Regions from separate parts of the Mus musculus genome. Here region 2 is linked to region 1. Evidence: chromatin loops called from intact Hi-C (ENCODE). Cell type or tissue: gastrocnemius. All regions are shown on one strand.

What was found. Peaks named below come from ENCODE experiments on the same cell type or tissue, not always from the same donor. Only the 100,000 strongest peaks of a DNase experiment are listed, where the experiment ranks them.
Region 2: a loop joins it to region 1, with 2.2 times the contacts of the local background. A loop is called at or near these places in 2 of 42 quality-filtered maps.

What each region holds. Positions count from the first base shown.
Region 1 is chr12:91,697,636-91,705,635 of GRCm38, forward strand. The region is part of intron 4 of Ston2 (stonin 2); the gene reads right to left. Among named protein-coding and RNA genes, the nearest start is that of Gm16876, 20 kb to the left of the region's middle. In gastrocnemius, no CTCF peak of the experiment used is centred here; no DNase peak of the experiment used is centred here; H3K27ac peaks cover 692 bases.
Region 2 is chr12:91,771,858-91,779,857 of GRCm38, forward strand. All of the region lies in intron 1 of Ston2 (stonin 2), which reads right to left. Among named protein-coding and RNA genes, the nearest start is that of Ston2, 11 kb to the right of the region's middle. In gastrocnemius, no CTCF peak of the experiment used is centred here; DNase peaks (open chromatin) are centred at 3,383, 6,752, 7,059 and 7,333; H3K4me3 peaks cover 3,818 bases; H3K27ac peaks cover 7,657 bases.

The sequences.
Region 1 (8,000 bases):
AGACAATTTCTCTCACTGGCCTGGAACTCACCAAGTCCTATACACCAAAGATCATATTTGCTTGTATGTGGTCCACATCTACACCTCTCTTGTATAACCGTTTCCTCTGAGACTGAAACATTCCATCCTGCAGAGAAGATCCTGCTTGGTAAACCACTCAAAAAAGCCTTCAGGAGGTCCCTGAAACTGAGCAGATTCAGTAGGCCCCCTCCTTGTTAAGAGTAGACAATAAAAGCTGAGAGCCAGGCTAAGATGAGGCAGGCTGAGTTGCAGAGAAGACTCAGAGGAGAAAAGCCACAAAGACTCTTGAGACCAGACCCTATGTGTAGAAGAAGCAGAAACTAGCGGAGCTGCCTGGAAGAGGTGCAACCCAACCAAGATGCCTGGAAAAGACACTTGCCAACATGTTGAGCTGCCTACAAGCTGTGGCATGTGCTCCAGGTTCCCAGCTTTATAAGCTGTTACCCAAGCTAGGGTAGGCTTCGGTCATTTCTGCTCCCGTAAGTAACCCCTCACCCATAGTGCAACCTCGGTAAAACTCATTGGTTTTCCTAGGCTACAGTTTGATGGTATCTGTACTTTGATCTGTCATGGGCTCCCTATCTGCGGTAAGTAGATGAGTGTTGTTGCCTTCTCCAGAAAGCTTTTATCACACAAGAGTCCATGATGTGGCTCCGGCCTTCAAAGTCTAAGGGTGACACTGGCACAGTGGTCTACATTTGGGTCCATGGGTCCTGGAAGAGCGTGATGCTGTCCGCAGAGAGGGCTCTGGAAGCTGGCGTACAGGAGACAGCATCTGGGAGGTGGGCATGAGCATTTGTACAGGATGGGGTGGGACAAAGACGAGCCAGGGTGTGGCAGTGGTGGGTTTGGAGGGCAGCCCTGACAGGACAAAGGGAGCTCACGGCACTTGATGTCCACCCTTTACTGTGGTCCCCAAAGCAGGTCACACGGTAAAGCCTGAGGTCCACAAGGTGAGAGCGTCATCCCGAATTAAGGGCGGTAGGTGGTGGCAGGGGCACAATCATTATGTCATTGGGAGGCAAAGGCAATGTTTTCACCAGAAATGTTATCATTCTTAGTCACCAGGACGGATGGGTTAAGGAAGGAGAACGAGTGCAAGGGTTGATAGTAAAGATTAACTAGTTGTTTCAAAAGAGCTGAGAAATGAAACAGCCTCCCCGACAGAGATACTCTGTGGAAGGAGGAGTTGAAGTGTACCAAAGTGGGAAAGGCCCCTTCCATCCCAGAGCCCTCTCAGGCAAAGGACAGTGATGTGTCAGAACGTTCATAAGCCTCCAGTGATACACACAGGCGGACACGTTCAGGTAAACACACTCAGGTACACACTGAGGTGTCGTTTGAGTCCCCCTGTCCACCCTGCGAGGGAACCTGGCTCCTCTCCCTCCCAGCTCTCTCAGGAGAGCTCCTGACCCCAGTGCTGTAGTATGGGTGTCAGTCAGCGGCTAGCTCACAGCGTATGTGAAGTGAGTCTTCCCTTCAGTCACGTGGACTGAAAGAATAAGAAAGACTGCCCATATGTGTGCCCTGTGGAGCACAATGAGGACAAGCAGCAAGAGGGAGCACAGGAGGTGAGAGGACACAGGGGAAACTAAGAGAGAACACACAACACGGGTATATGGAAATGCCATCATGTGCCCGGCAGTAGTGGTGCATATACCTTTCTTTAACCCCAGTACTCGGGAGGCAGAGGCAGGTGGATTTCTGTGAGTTGGAGGCCAGCCTGGTCTGCAGGACAGTCAGGGCTACACAGAGAAACTCTGTCTCAAAAACAAAAAAGAAATAAAAAATGCCATAATGTAACTAGTTACTTTGCATAGTAGCTTAAAGCTTAATTACACAGAAAGAAATCACCCCCTCCTTTTTTTTTTTTAAATAAGGAAATTTATAAAAACTACCTAAGGACTCTTGAACTTTCAGAAGCTCTGATTATCTGCATAAGATATGCAGGAGACTGGGCCCTTCAACAGTTCCTCATGGTTGGGTGGGGCGGGGGAGGGGCTCAGGAGGCTCCGCCTCTCCCAGTCCAGGTTGCTGGGTAGACATTTTCCTCTGAGCTGACAGTCCCTGGTAAGTTGTCCGTGTCTCTGTAAGGAGCCCTTTACTCGGCAGTAATAAGCCATCCTGAGAAAACTCATTGCGTCCCCAGGAACCAAACCAAACCAAGAAAAGACATTGATGTAGAAGGTGGGACAAGGAGCAGAGCTAGAGGACAGCGGGAGGGACCTTGGTCACAAAATGTACAAATATGAGAGTGTCACTCTAAAACCACGGGACTCTGAACATGTACTGGTAAACTTGTATAAAATGAGCAAGATAGCTTAGTGGGTCAAGGAGCCTGCTGCCAAGGCTGCCAACCTGAATCTGATCCCAGGAACCCAAAGGTAGTTCCCTGACTTCCACATTGTGCAATGACACACAAAATAAATAAATAAATAAATATATATATATATAAAATCAAAGGTGATTAAAACAATCTTTTGAGCTGGGTGTGGTGGCCTCCTAGCACTCCGGAGGCAGAGGTAGGTGAATCTCTGGGCGTTTGAGACTAGCCTAGTCTACAGAGCAAGTTTCAGGACAGCAGGAGCTGTTACACACAGACAGAGAAACCCTGTCTCAAAAAACAAAACAAAACAAAAAACAACAAACAAAAAATATTTCGGAAAAGTTTTTTTTTCCTAGATAAATGTAGCCTTTTTTATTCCTATAATGTTAATGTTTTTAAAAGTTCTACTCATCAAGTCTTGGCTTTAGAATGTGAAGACTTCGTAAGCGTATATATGGGGCTGGAGCAATGGCTCAGTGGCTCAAGGTACAGGCTGTAGAAGACTCAAGTTCAATTCCCAGTATTCATAGGATATCTAACAACCACCTGAACCTCCAGTTTCAGGGGATCTGACACCCTCTTCTGGCCTCCAAAGTCACCAGGGCTCACACATGGAACACATAAATACATTATAGGGCGAGCACTCCTACAGATACAAGAAAAATGAAATTAAAACTTTAAGTGTATTATATTTCTATCACCAGAGAGGAGACTTCTCATATTCTGGGAACTTTATGTTCCTGGTCTCAACCATCAAAACACTTCTACAAGCTCAACCTTATGCCATCATGACTTCCATTCTCTAAGTGAGGCAGCTAATGGTCACTGAGGTTAAACAGTGTGCCAGGAACGGTAGGACCGGCGTGGAGCCCTGGTTTGTCCAGGTGGTGACACCATGTATACTTCCTGCTATAAATAAGCAACTTGCCTTATGTCCGAAAAACAAGTTAAGAATGGACACATGGTTTTTACGCAGGACAGACTTGCAAAACTGGCTTTCCTAAAGCAAAGAGGCCAACTCCACAAACAACTACATCAACCCATCTAGCCAACAGAAACACATACAGTAAACCATAGGAGCCTATACCATTATTATCAGTGTTGGATACATCCTATCAACCTTTTCCACCTATTTATAAATATATTCTTAAACTATGTAGTGGCCAACGTGGCAAAATGGTGACACATTTTATCCACTAACCTGCTGTTTTTGTTTGTTTGCTTGCTTGTTTGTTAGCGACAGGAGCTTTGTTATTTATCTCCAGCTGGCCTGGACCTGCTATACAGCCCAGGCTGTCTTCCAACTCCTGCCTCAAACACCCCAGTGCTAGAATTGCAAGCATGCTCAACAACTGGACTATAACCTTCCTTTTCCATGAACAATGTAACTGAGATACCTGCTATGCTTATGTAGCACTTCACTGATTTCATCTGGTACTTGGTAGGCATCTGGGCTGTGATTGGTTTTGGTAATAGAAACAGCGCTGCCTGCCAGGCACAGTGGTACATGTCCCTGGGAGACAGAGGCAGGTGGATCTCTGAGAGTTCCAGGCCAGCCTGGTCTACATAGTGAGTTCCAGGAGAGCTTGAGCTACATGATGACACCCTATCTTAGAAAAAAACCAAGACAAACCAAAACTAAGTTAGTTAATTAAGCTGTGTTATACTGCACCCCCAAACACATGCCTCATTATTGACTTGGGACAAACTAATCAAAAGCATGGCGTCGAAGCCGTCGTGGATCCGTAGAACACCCCCAGAAAGGACTTCACTGTCCTTGCACGCATGTCCTCAGCTCTCCTCTCCCAACAGCTACTTGTTTGCTGTCACTTAAGCTTTACCCAGACAGTAACATAGTTATTTAACCTGCTCACTTGATGAGAAGCAATCATCTCTTCCTGTCACTTTGCATTTTCCCTTGTGAAACTTCGGTTCAAATGGGCACGTAAGCCAAGGAGTCCAGCGTGATATACTAGCCGCCACAGAAAACCACCAAACCATTCTGTAGGTAAGCAGGTGGACATGTTAATGGAGGAGTGTGATAGTTTGAACGCAATTGGCCCCCCATAAGCACATAGGGAGTGACACTATTAGGAGGTGTGACCTTGCTGGAAGAACTGTGTCACTGTGTGGGGTGGCCTTCCAGGTCTCACAGGCTCATGATATGCCCTGTGTGGCACCCAATCACCTTCTACTGCCTGTGGATAGAGATGTAGAACTCTCAGCTCCTTCTCCAGCACGATGTCTGCCTGCGTGCTGCCAAGCTTCCTGCCATGATGATAACGGACTAAACCTCTGAACTGTAAGCCAGCCCCAATTAAATGCTTTCCTTTATAAGAGTCGCCTTGTATCTCTTGACAGCAATAAAATCTGAACTAAGACAAGGGGCTTATTAGGCCTAGACACCTCTTCCTAACTACACCTATGAGAAGTAGGCTGTGTACAGAGTATCAGATCCGAGATGCAGTTTCTATACCAAGTGACCTTGCTTATGAAGGCTGTAGAAATACTATGTGGGATGGGTTAGAGTTTTAATTTATTCTTCAACAGGGATGGGTGGGGGCTTCTAAGTTGTATTTAGAGAAGTGTTATGAGCTGAACTGTATCCCCACAGATTTATATGTTGAAGTCACTCCGAAATGTGGCTGTATTTGGAGATAAGTTCTTTAAAGGGTAGTTAAGTTAAAGTGAAGTCATTTTGTGATCCCTAGTTCAACATGACCACATTTAGAAGCAAAGGATGTTAGGCCATTACCTTAGTTATTTTGAGATTGTTGTGACCAAACACAATGACCAAGGAAACTTATAGAAGGAAAGTTTTATTGTGGCTGATGGCCCTTGAGCCCAGCATGGTAGGGCAGAGGCAGAGTGGCAGAAGGTGGAAGCTGACAGCTCCTGTCTATGACAGCAGGCACTGAGCAGAGAGCCAAAATGGGGGTGGAAGCAGGCTTCAAACTTCCTTTTAAAACAGGATTTACTTGTTCGGTATCTTATGTATATGAGTGTTCTGTCTTCTTGCACACTAGAAGAATCCGATCCCATTACTGATGGCTGTGAGCCACCACGTGGTTGTTGGGAAATTGAACTCAGGACCTCTGGCAGAGCAGTCACAAGCTCTAAACTTCTGAGCCATCTCTCCAGCCTGGTAACGCTTTAAACTTTCAAAGGTGTCCCTGGTGGCACACTTCCTCCAGCAAGGCTGCGCCTCCTAAACCTCACCAAACAGCACCACAAACTGGACTCTGTTTCTATTGCTGTAGAGAGACATAATAATAACCATGATAACTCATAAAACAAGTTGTAATTATCTGGAAAACTGTGTCACATGTCAGATGCTGCCCATCTCGGGTATATTTGTTCTCTTATTCAAAAAGTATATCTTACATAAAAGAAAACCAACAAATTATTCAGAAGTATAAACCAGAACAACTAATTTCTAAAGTTATTTTTTTATTCATACACATACGTGTCTTTGTGAGTGTATATCATGCATGTGTGGTATTCACTGCGGCTAGGGAAAGGCATCAGGTCCCCTGGTGTTGGAGTTCTAAATGATCGTAAGCTCCTGACATGGGTGCTGACAAGGGAACTCAGGTCCTCCAGGAAAACAGCCAGAGCTCTTCATCACTGAGTCACCTCCCCCACCCCAGGAGAACTAACTTCTATGTCTTTATTGACTCCCAGACTTGGGAACAAAGTATTTTGAAGTCAGCATTCCTTAGGTTCCTCAGGCTGGAGGCAGGAGTATGGTGCTGGCAGCGTATCAGGAAGGGAGCGCCTCTGTGAAACCATCTGTGGGGCAGCTTCTTAGTTCCTGGAATACCATAGGAAGATGATTCTGAGCAAACAGCCCTCCTTGGCCCAAGGTAGGGACAGCTGCAGTACACGTGACATGGAACAAGTCACAAAGAACTTGCTCGGAGTGGATTACTGGAGTCCCATTCTGGGGCCAGCAAGATGGCTGTCTCTGACCTCTGACATAATGTGCTGTACCAAGCGTGCCCTTTCCACGAAACACACACACACACACACGCACACGCACACGCACACACACACACACACACACTAAAGATAAAAGAAGCCCCAATCTATAGGACTATGCTTTTCACAGACTATTTTGTCTTAATCAGTAGGAGTTTATCATGTGTGCATTTAGAGGGGAGATTATCCAGGGTTAAGAACAAGAACAGACACAAAAATGGAAGTTTCTGAAACATAATGGGGGAACCTGCTTGAGATCTTGTCCCTCTGAACCACTTTGGACTCTTTAGTTTTCCCCAGTGCAGTCCAGCCCCTGGTCTGGGCCACTGTGTATCTTGTCTGGATCCTGTCCTGGTGGCTGCTGTAATCTTCTCTCTCCCACTCATTTATTCCCAGGTTCCAAACCTTTAATGGATGCTTCTCTTAGACATTATTTCAAACTTTGTTGTTTGTGTGGCTCTGGCTGTCCTAGAACTTTTACCCTGTAAACCAGTCTGGCCTCAAACTCAAGAGATCTGACACCTGAGTACTGAGATTGAAGGCATGGGCCACCATCACCCAGCTATTTCAAACGCTTTAATGAGAGTTTGCTCCAAAGCCCTACCTTGAGTCCAGGACTTAACCTGTTATATAGTCACCACTCACATGTAGCTCTTTACATTTTAAATTAATTTAAATGAAAAATCAAATTATTCCCCCTAGCTGCATCTTAAGTGCTCACTGGCAACATGTGTCCAGAGGCCACTACTGTACAGAACAGCATGCTCGACAGACGCACTGCTGGGATGAACGGAGTCAGTTAATCAAACAAAGGCACCGGGTTCTCTGAACTCACCGTGAGTTCTTTAATTTTAAGGCCTTTCTTCACACTCAGTGAGCGGTTCAGCCTCGAAATGGCTCTCTCGAGAACCTCCCCATACCACTGATTTGGTGGCAGTCTCCTGTGCTGTCTCCTTGCAATTCTCCCAACCTTTCTTACCATAGAAGCTTTCTCATTATAGTTTTGACTTCCTTTCAAATATATCCACAACCCCGGGAGACTGCAAGCTGTCTGGGGACCAAAGTCATTGTTTATGCTGTTGGTCGGTCCTTATACAGCTGGGTCCTAGCTCAGTGGCTGGCACATGTATCTTCCCGTATGTGAGATGACTGAATCATTGAGTGTGAAATCACACCTGTCCTTCACGGCACCAGCATTAGGGTGCCAACAAATTAGGACTCAGAATTATTATTATTTTTTGTGTGTTATAGGTCCTTTGGCAGTCAGTAAGACCCACTGAGGGCCAGGCATAGTGGAGCACGCTTTTAATTCCATCATTCTGAAGGCAGAGGCAAGCAGATCTCTGTGAGTTCCAGGAGAGCTGGGGCTAAATGCTTAGGCCCTCTCCTCTTCAGGACAATGGTCTATGTCTTAGTTAGGGGTTTACTGCTGTGAACAGACATCACGGCAAAGGCAACTCTTATAAGGACAACATTTAATTGGGGCTGGCTTATAGGTTCAGGGGTTCAGTCCGTTATCATCAAGGTGGGAGCATGGCAGCATCCAGGCAGGCATGGTGTAGGAGGAGCTGAGAGTTCTACACCTTCATCTGAAGGATGCTAGCAGACTGGCTTCCAGGCAGCTAGGAAGAGGGTCTCAAAGCCCACACCCACAAAGACACACTTCCTCCAA
Region 2 (8,000 bases), 74 kb after region 1:
CCTGCGTCCACCCACCCAGAGCATCGTAACTCTGGCGGGACATGGGTTTTCTCCCACTCCATTTATTCCTCCACGACCACTGCCCTGAATTCCACTTCATGGGAAAAATGGCTCAGTGGATAACAGTGGTTGCCAAGCAAGCATGAGGACCTGAGTTCAAATCCCTAGTACCCATGTAAAAGCCTGATACACAGCACAAGCATCTACTGTAATCTCAGCATGAGGAAATGGGTGGTGCAAACAAATGGCAAATCCCTGGAAGCCTGAAGACCAGCTAGTCTGGTATATGCAGGAGGAAAAACAAACCAAAAAAACAACAACAACAAAAAAAAAAAAACCAAGAGACCCTGCCTCAAAAGAGGTAGAAGGTAAGGACAGGCACCTGAGGTTGCCCTTTGACCCTCACACTAATGCAAACACACACACACACACACACACACTTACACACATGGATAGACAGACCAAGAAGAAGAGGGGGAAGATGAGGTAGAGGAGGAGGAAGAAGAGGGCAGGAAGAAGAAGAGGAGGAGGAGGGAAGAGCAACAGCAAGTGTAACCGGCTACCTTCAAAAGGCAGGCAATAGAGGACAGTATCAAGCCGGTAATGGTTTGAAATCTCACTCCCAAGTTCAAACAGACTGAAAGCAACTACCCTAGTTGGCATCTGGTTAAAAGAACTCAATGGCATTTTATTCACACAGCGTATCTGCACAGAGCCATAGCACAGAAGTGGCACTTTCTTTTTTTCTTTTTTTTTTCCTTTTCCTTTTTTTTTTTCTTTTTTTCAAGACAGGGTTTCTCTGTGTAGCCCTGGCCGTCCTGGAACTCACTCTGCAGACCAGGCTGGCCTCGAACTCAGAAATCCGCCTGCCTCTGCCTCGTGCTGGGTTTAAAGGTGTGCCCCACCACGCCCAGCTGGAGTGGCACTTTCTTAATAAAAGCGACGGTTTTAAGGCTGAAAGGAAAGGGTGTAATTATCTAAATCTAAAACTAACAAGCAGCTCTGGGCATTAACAGTTGAAGATCCATGTGGTATATAATGCTAGCTGGAAACGTCCTAGCTAGCTGGCCAGGCCCTAAGTCCTTAGTGTCACCATCCTTGTGGAGCTCTGGGAAGCAATGTAATCCAGCTGATGACAGGAAAGGTGGGATCCGTTAACATGGACGTGTCCAGGGATTCCTGTGTGACTTTGAACCACCCCTTTGACCTTTAAGTCATTTTAGAAGTAGAGAGAGAGAGAGACCGATTGCCTGCCAGATGACAGAGTTTATGGTAGGGCTAGGCTTTATTTATAAAGAGGTTTGACATCCTTAGCTCCCAAGTGCTTTCCTATTAATAAAACGGGCATGTTAAGAAGGTCACATCAGAGTCCTGTCCTGTGCTATGTGCCTGCTAGTGAATTATAGTCGTTGGTTAAGAGGTTGTGCAAATTTCTATGTGCGTGAGCATTCGTATTAGATGGGCAGAGGGCAACCAACTCCCATCAACTCCCCTGCTTTCTGTCGACTCTCTCATCCCAGATGAGGCAGTCTTGTCAGGGAGCCTGAACTGAGTCGCCGATGCAGAACCAGAGTCCACAGGGGTTCATTCCCTACAAACCCAGTGCTTTTCCCTCACGAAATCCTATTTCTACATTCTTCCCACAGTACCCGCTTTTTCGAAGACCTACTCCATCAGGTCTCTGAACGCCTGGCACTCAGTACCTTCTTAGCCATTTGCCGACTTTCTGTTTGTGGTCTCACCATTAACTGATATTAATTTATGTAAATACTAGTGTACTCTTTCACTGTCAGAGTAGAGGCAGTGTAAGAAGACACAGAGAGCCTGTAACTTCTTCCTCGGAATTTTGTAACTCCCAGAAGGATTGTCAATACCATCACGTGGGTCACCTTCCAATGGCTACACCGGACCATCCCAAACATCGGAATCAGTGACCGCCATCTTCTCATCCGTGAAGCCACTGGAGGTCACGAGCCCAGTTAGTGAGGGGCCGGCAGGGCACAGGATGGACAAAGCGTGCAAGGTCTTGAGTTCTCAATTCTGCCCTCTTATTTTTGTTCCCTTATCTTGTTATCTGTCTATAGAACTTAGACTAGTATTTCTATGTTAGGTATGGCACTTCGGAAAGGCAACAATAGTACTGTAAATCTATGTCCTACAACTGTTCAATATACGCACAAAAGGACAGCGTTCTAAGTATCTGAGGCTTTGACATATTTGACATATGATATTTCATATCAAATTGCCAGATGAATGCTATGCAATGGGAGAGTAGCACTTTCTAACTCTGTTCGACGCTTTAATCCTTCCTGTCTGGAGTCTCTTGTGGTTCACTCTTAAGGCCGGGGTTCTGTTTAGGGCATCTTTTGAAACTTCAAAGTTTCTTGGAGACCTAAGATGCAGGAAGATGCTCTAATGCCTCATAAAGTCACCAAGGGAAGGGCACTTTGAAGCCAGGTGTGTGGGAGGGGAGGAAATTACTTGCTTTTCAGAATTACCTGGAGAAAGAAAGAGATAGCCTCAGGCCTCCAGAACAAGAACTCTGGTTCCAAGTTTTCTTACTTACCTGGGAGAAGCCCAGAACCCTAAGAGAATTGCCTGTTTCAAAAACACACCTGCTAAGCGTGATTATCTGTCAAATATTGGGCCTTTTCAAAGCTTTAGCTCACTGTATTTCTTATTTTATATAAACAATAAACACTGCTTCAAGAATTTTCTACCCATAACCCATTGAGCCATCATATGCTCATCTTTACCTTAGACACATCTTCTAAGCCACTATCCAGCATTCAAAACACTGAGCCTAAAAATATGTCATGTGTTCACAAGCTGCATATTAGGGTGGGCACACAATAGTTATCTGGCTCCCAGATAGAGGTCACCCTTTGTTTATGTCTAAAACCCAGAAGAAGAAGAAAAGAAAAGAAACCTGTGTTTCATTTCCTGTACAAAGCAACGTGTTTTCTCTTTAACAACCGTTTTTCAAACACTCTGTCATTGCGAGAGCAATGAGTCAGCGCTGAGAGGATTGTTGTGACCTGCCCCTCCTATTACAGCAAGCCAAAGAGCTTTGGCCTGGTTGATCTTGGATTCTCAGAGGATTATTTATCTTGGGGTAGAGATGGGCTGCAATTTGCAGATGACCACACCGTACAGATGTTTTGTCATAAAGACTCAACCAAATGAGACAAGCCATTTCTTGGTCTGACTCTGCTACGATTCAGCCAAAGATCCACCCAGTGGGCAAGGTCCAGAAGACATTAGACTGGGAAGACAAAAGAGTGTGAGGGACTAAGATTTGGATGTGTGGACAAGCCAGGGAGAGAGAAGGCTGGAACCAGCTGAAAGGGTGTGTGCTCAATGAGAGGACGGAGACGCTGGGCAGAATTACAAGGGGGTGGGACAAAGCAGCCCTTGTATGCTTCTAGAAGCTCCACATTGGAGCTGTTTGGCATTTTCGGCTTAGGAGAATTGCACAGGACATTTAAATATAAGCCTGGGAAGGGTGGTACATACCTGTAACTTAGTACTTAGGAGGCTGAGGCAGAGGATTGCTTAGGGGTCTAGGCCAGGCAGAGTTATATAATAAGGTTCTGATTAAAAAAAAAAAAATCAAACAAGCAAGCAGTTAATAAGAACTGGAGGTTCAGGGACTCCTATACACCCCGATGCTCACAGCAGCCTAGGGCAAAGTACTAGAACCTTTCATTGGCCCTCCCTTGCAGGTCTTCCCAGCAGACACATCTTAATTGCTGCCTTTACTGCTTTTCATTGTGAGGTCTCTGGGCCAACAGCATCAGCATCGACAGAGCACTGGGCAGAAAAGTTTACTCTCAGGTCTGACCCTGTATTGACTGATTCAGAAACTCTGGGATGGGGCTGGGGGCGGAGTCAGCAATTTCTGTTGCGTGGAGCCTTCCCATCTGTCGATGCAGCCAAAGTCTGGGAACTACCATATTAGATGTTTGTTAGGTTTTGATGATATTACAAGATAAAAACGTCAAGGTGAGAGAGCACGTGCCTTGTAGGACGACGCGTGAAAAACACAAGCCACTCCAGTATCAGCTGAAGAATTTCCTTGTCCTGGTGTCCTTCGAGACACATGAGAGGGATGTGAGGTTGTGGGGCTGACCAGGATCTCGCCACCTCTTGCTCTGAGTTTCACCAGTTTCATACTTCACCGTGCTACTGGAGGTTTGCGTTTGTCCTAAAAATCTGACCTTGTTAAACCTCAATTTAACTTCATTAGGAGCTGGGGAGATGGCTCTGGAGGTAATAGTGCCTGCTCTACACCCTGCCCCAAAATCTTCTTCTGGTTTCTATGTGCACACATGGGTGTACATATACCATATACCACACACAGACACACACACATACACACACAGAGAGATAGACACAGACACACAGATATATATACACAGAGACACACAGACAGACAGACTCACACACACACACACATTTCACACACACATTTGCTTTCAGTGGTTACATTCTGCCTATAACATAAAGACTCAACTGCCTGGTCCACAAACCCGAATCTTTCATCATCTGCCTCTGGATAACTTCCCTGACCTTGTTTTTTTTTTTTTTTTTTTTTTTTTTTTTTTCAGTTTCCGATCTCCACAACCATATCTCCCTATCTTCAGGAAGCTTATACTGTCTCTGACATCACACTTGGCCATGTCACTGACCTCGGTCAACGGCATGGAGCTGGAGGGCCAGCCAACACTCACTTCCCAGCAGATGTTAAATGTGATAGTGCTGTCCCATGGTAAGTCTCTCTCTTTGCCATAGTGAGGTCAGTAGGGTCCTTGATTGAGGGAGGCTGATTTGACCCACCTAGACGCACAGCATCAATGAGTAAGAAGTCTGAGAGACTGTAGAGCAATGATGTTTGGGGTTACTTGTTATTTAGCCCAAGCAGTTTAAAGCAACACTTGTGATGTTCTGTGCCTTCGCCCGTCTGTTCTGCCTTGCTCTCAAAGACCCCACTTCAGCTCCTCATTCTATCAACTGCCTAAGTAGTCAACTCTCAATCTGCCCTTTATCTTTAACTCTCACTGTTAGAACCTCCTAGATGCCACAGACATGTAACTGTGTCTGGGGGCTGTGCTACGGGCTTCTCATCCACTAGCATTTTCTTTTTAAAGCATCCTGTCTCTTCACTATTTAATAAAATCAGTATCACTCATGTGGAGCCTAGCTCAGAGAACCAAAGCAGGGTGCCCAGATTTCTTAGCCACAGTTAGAGCCTGGGCTCTCACGAGGTGGGAGTCTGCCTTTGAATTCAGCAATCTGCCCCGTGCCACATCCTTTTGTCCCTTCCTGGCTATAGCCATCAGATCTTCCCACTCCACTGGAAAGGAAAAGTCCACAGAGCAACAGCTGAAAAGCCACACTGTTCTCACACTTGCAAGATCTGCAGTGAGAAACCCATCTCAGACCCTGAGAAGACGCTCGCTATATATTGGGCGTGTATATTGATCCTAAGGTAGACAAGGGTCTGGCAACCACAGGAAAACCGGGATAGTTTGACCTTGTCCTTTGAAGGTCCAGGCCACAGGAGTTAGGTGGGATGGCAAGACAGACAGATGTCCACTGAGAACACAGATAGAGAGGTCTCTAGGTCTCAAAGGAGAGGGCTCACAACTCCAACATGTGATCCATGTGCTATCTTAGGTTCAGAAACACAAATAAACATGTAGTCACCCGTGTCTGTGATGCCCAGATTAAACAGCAAGGGGACAGAGAGGATACAGCGGCAAAAGACTGAACTAAGACCACCTGAGACAGACATTCCATCAACTGCATGAAGGTAGAAACACACATTTTGGGGTTCTTTCAGCTGCTGGCATTTTGTTATAAGGCTGAGAATTGCATATGTGTGTTTCTGTCCCCATCCCTCACCTTTAAAAAAGGCTACAAGCTACAAAATGCTAAAAATAATTCCTTCACCACTCTAATCACCCATACAAATAAGAGAGAGAAAACAACAAAAGCATCATAATATTCTTTTCACAAAACATCCATAGGGTCACAGAACATTGGATACTAATTGAAATTCATCTCTCTTTCCCATCTGCTCCCCAGTAGGACATATCTATTCCCTTTAAATGATACCATCAGTAACAGTAACATTTTTCTCCTTGGAGAGTAGAAAACTGCTAAATACTCCAAATGGCTATGGGGCCAGTCTGGACAGGTCTGATTTACTCTTAAAACAATCACCCACTTGACAATCGTTAAGAGCCAGCATTTTTTGAATGCTTGGTGCTATGCTTGCTATTTTTCAGACAGTGGCTCATATAATCTTCCATACGAGTGCAATCAGAATTGTCACTTTATAAATAAGGAGAGCAAACAGCACAGAAAGCATGAAGGAGACTGGGAGCGAGCAAGAGAAATGCAGGCAGGGGCAGTAGCTGCATAAAACCAGAGTTAATGATTCACTTAGAGCCCTCAGGCAGCTCCTTTCAGCAGAGTCTGTATGGGAACACACACACACACACACACACACACACACACACACACACACACACAAAACTCTACATCCCAGGGAGAGGCTAGTGTCCAATAAATAACGCTCCCCCCCCCCCCCCAACTATCCATCCCGACGAGAGGCGGTGTCCAGCAAATTGCTTGGCAACGCGTTCAGGAAACTCCATCCAAGGCCCGGGGGTCCAGGCCGCCCCTGGGCGCTGTCCAGCGGGCAAAGAGCCTGAGAGGCCAGGCTGGGGTCCCGACTCAGAACACCCCGAAGCTGGGGCGCGACGCCAAGGCCGGGATTTCGAGCGGGGGTGGGGCAAGGCACCATCTCCAAGGACACCTGTTGTCGCCTCCCCGCTCAGGACAACGAAGTGGCCCTGGCCGACTTGGAGCTCAGGGAAAGGCACGGGCTGGCAAGAAGTGCTGCGATGAGTGTGGGGGTCACGGGGGTCTCCCCACGAATACCCCGAAGAAGCCGCCTCGCCTCATTCCCCACCCACCCAGTCGGGCCTTCCCGGACTTGGTGGTGCGGTGGCGCTCCGCTTTGGCTCAATACCCGGTGCTCGGAGATGCTCGGCGCTAGGACCTCGCGGCCGGCGCCCCCCGCCGTCCACCTGCGGCGCCTAGGTCGCTCCCCACCGCGGGTCGTACTCACCAGCAGCGGGCTGAGCAGAGTCCCGGCATCGGCGGTGAGATCCGCGCCACCGCCAGCTCCCCAGCCTGACCCCGTCCCGCCGCCGCTCGCGCAGAGCTCCGTCCGGGCCGCCGCACCTCCACTGCCCGCTCGCGACTCTGGGCTTGCTGGGCGCCCGCGGGCTCAGGGCGCAGCTCTCGGCGCTCCTGATTGGGCGCGGCTTGTGCAAGAGACGCTCTCTGATTGGACAGAAGGATGGGGTGGGCGGAGCCACTCGCAGACCTTAGTTGCCCTGGCCTTGGTTCCCACCGCACCTGGGGCCAGGAGAACATTGAAACCGGTTCCGGTGCCCTGTGCACCCAATGGGGTTAGCCAAGCAAGCTCCCGGGGCAAGAAGTGGCTGGGACTGGGAACCATTACGGAGTCCTAGCTACTGTGGGCTGGTGGTTGTGAACCTCCACGATGCTGGGATCCGTGCTCTTCTCTCATGCAAGCCACTTTGAGCTCACTTTTATTTTTTTCATACTTTTTAGTATAGGGTGTGTAGGGTTTAGGAAGGGCGACTGTAAACTGTGGGTGACAAATAGTGTTCATGAACCCAGATGGAACTCTACACAAATTTGTGTATGGCCCCTACCTACCAGAGCTCACAAAAGGGAAATAATTTGTCGGAGAGCCCAATACCATCAATATACTAAGAATATTGTACTGGCGAGGAAAAGAACAAGATGAACTGATGTCACCCACAAAGAACTTAATACCTAGGTGGAGAGATGAAGCTGATTCATAACATAATAATTACCCTAATATTAACATGGTGTATATTATTTGACAGGCATTATTCCAAGAATTTCACATCTGCTTTTATAATCCTGAAATT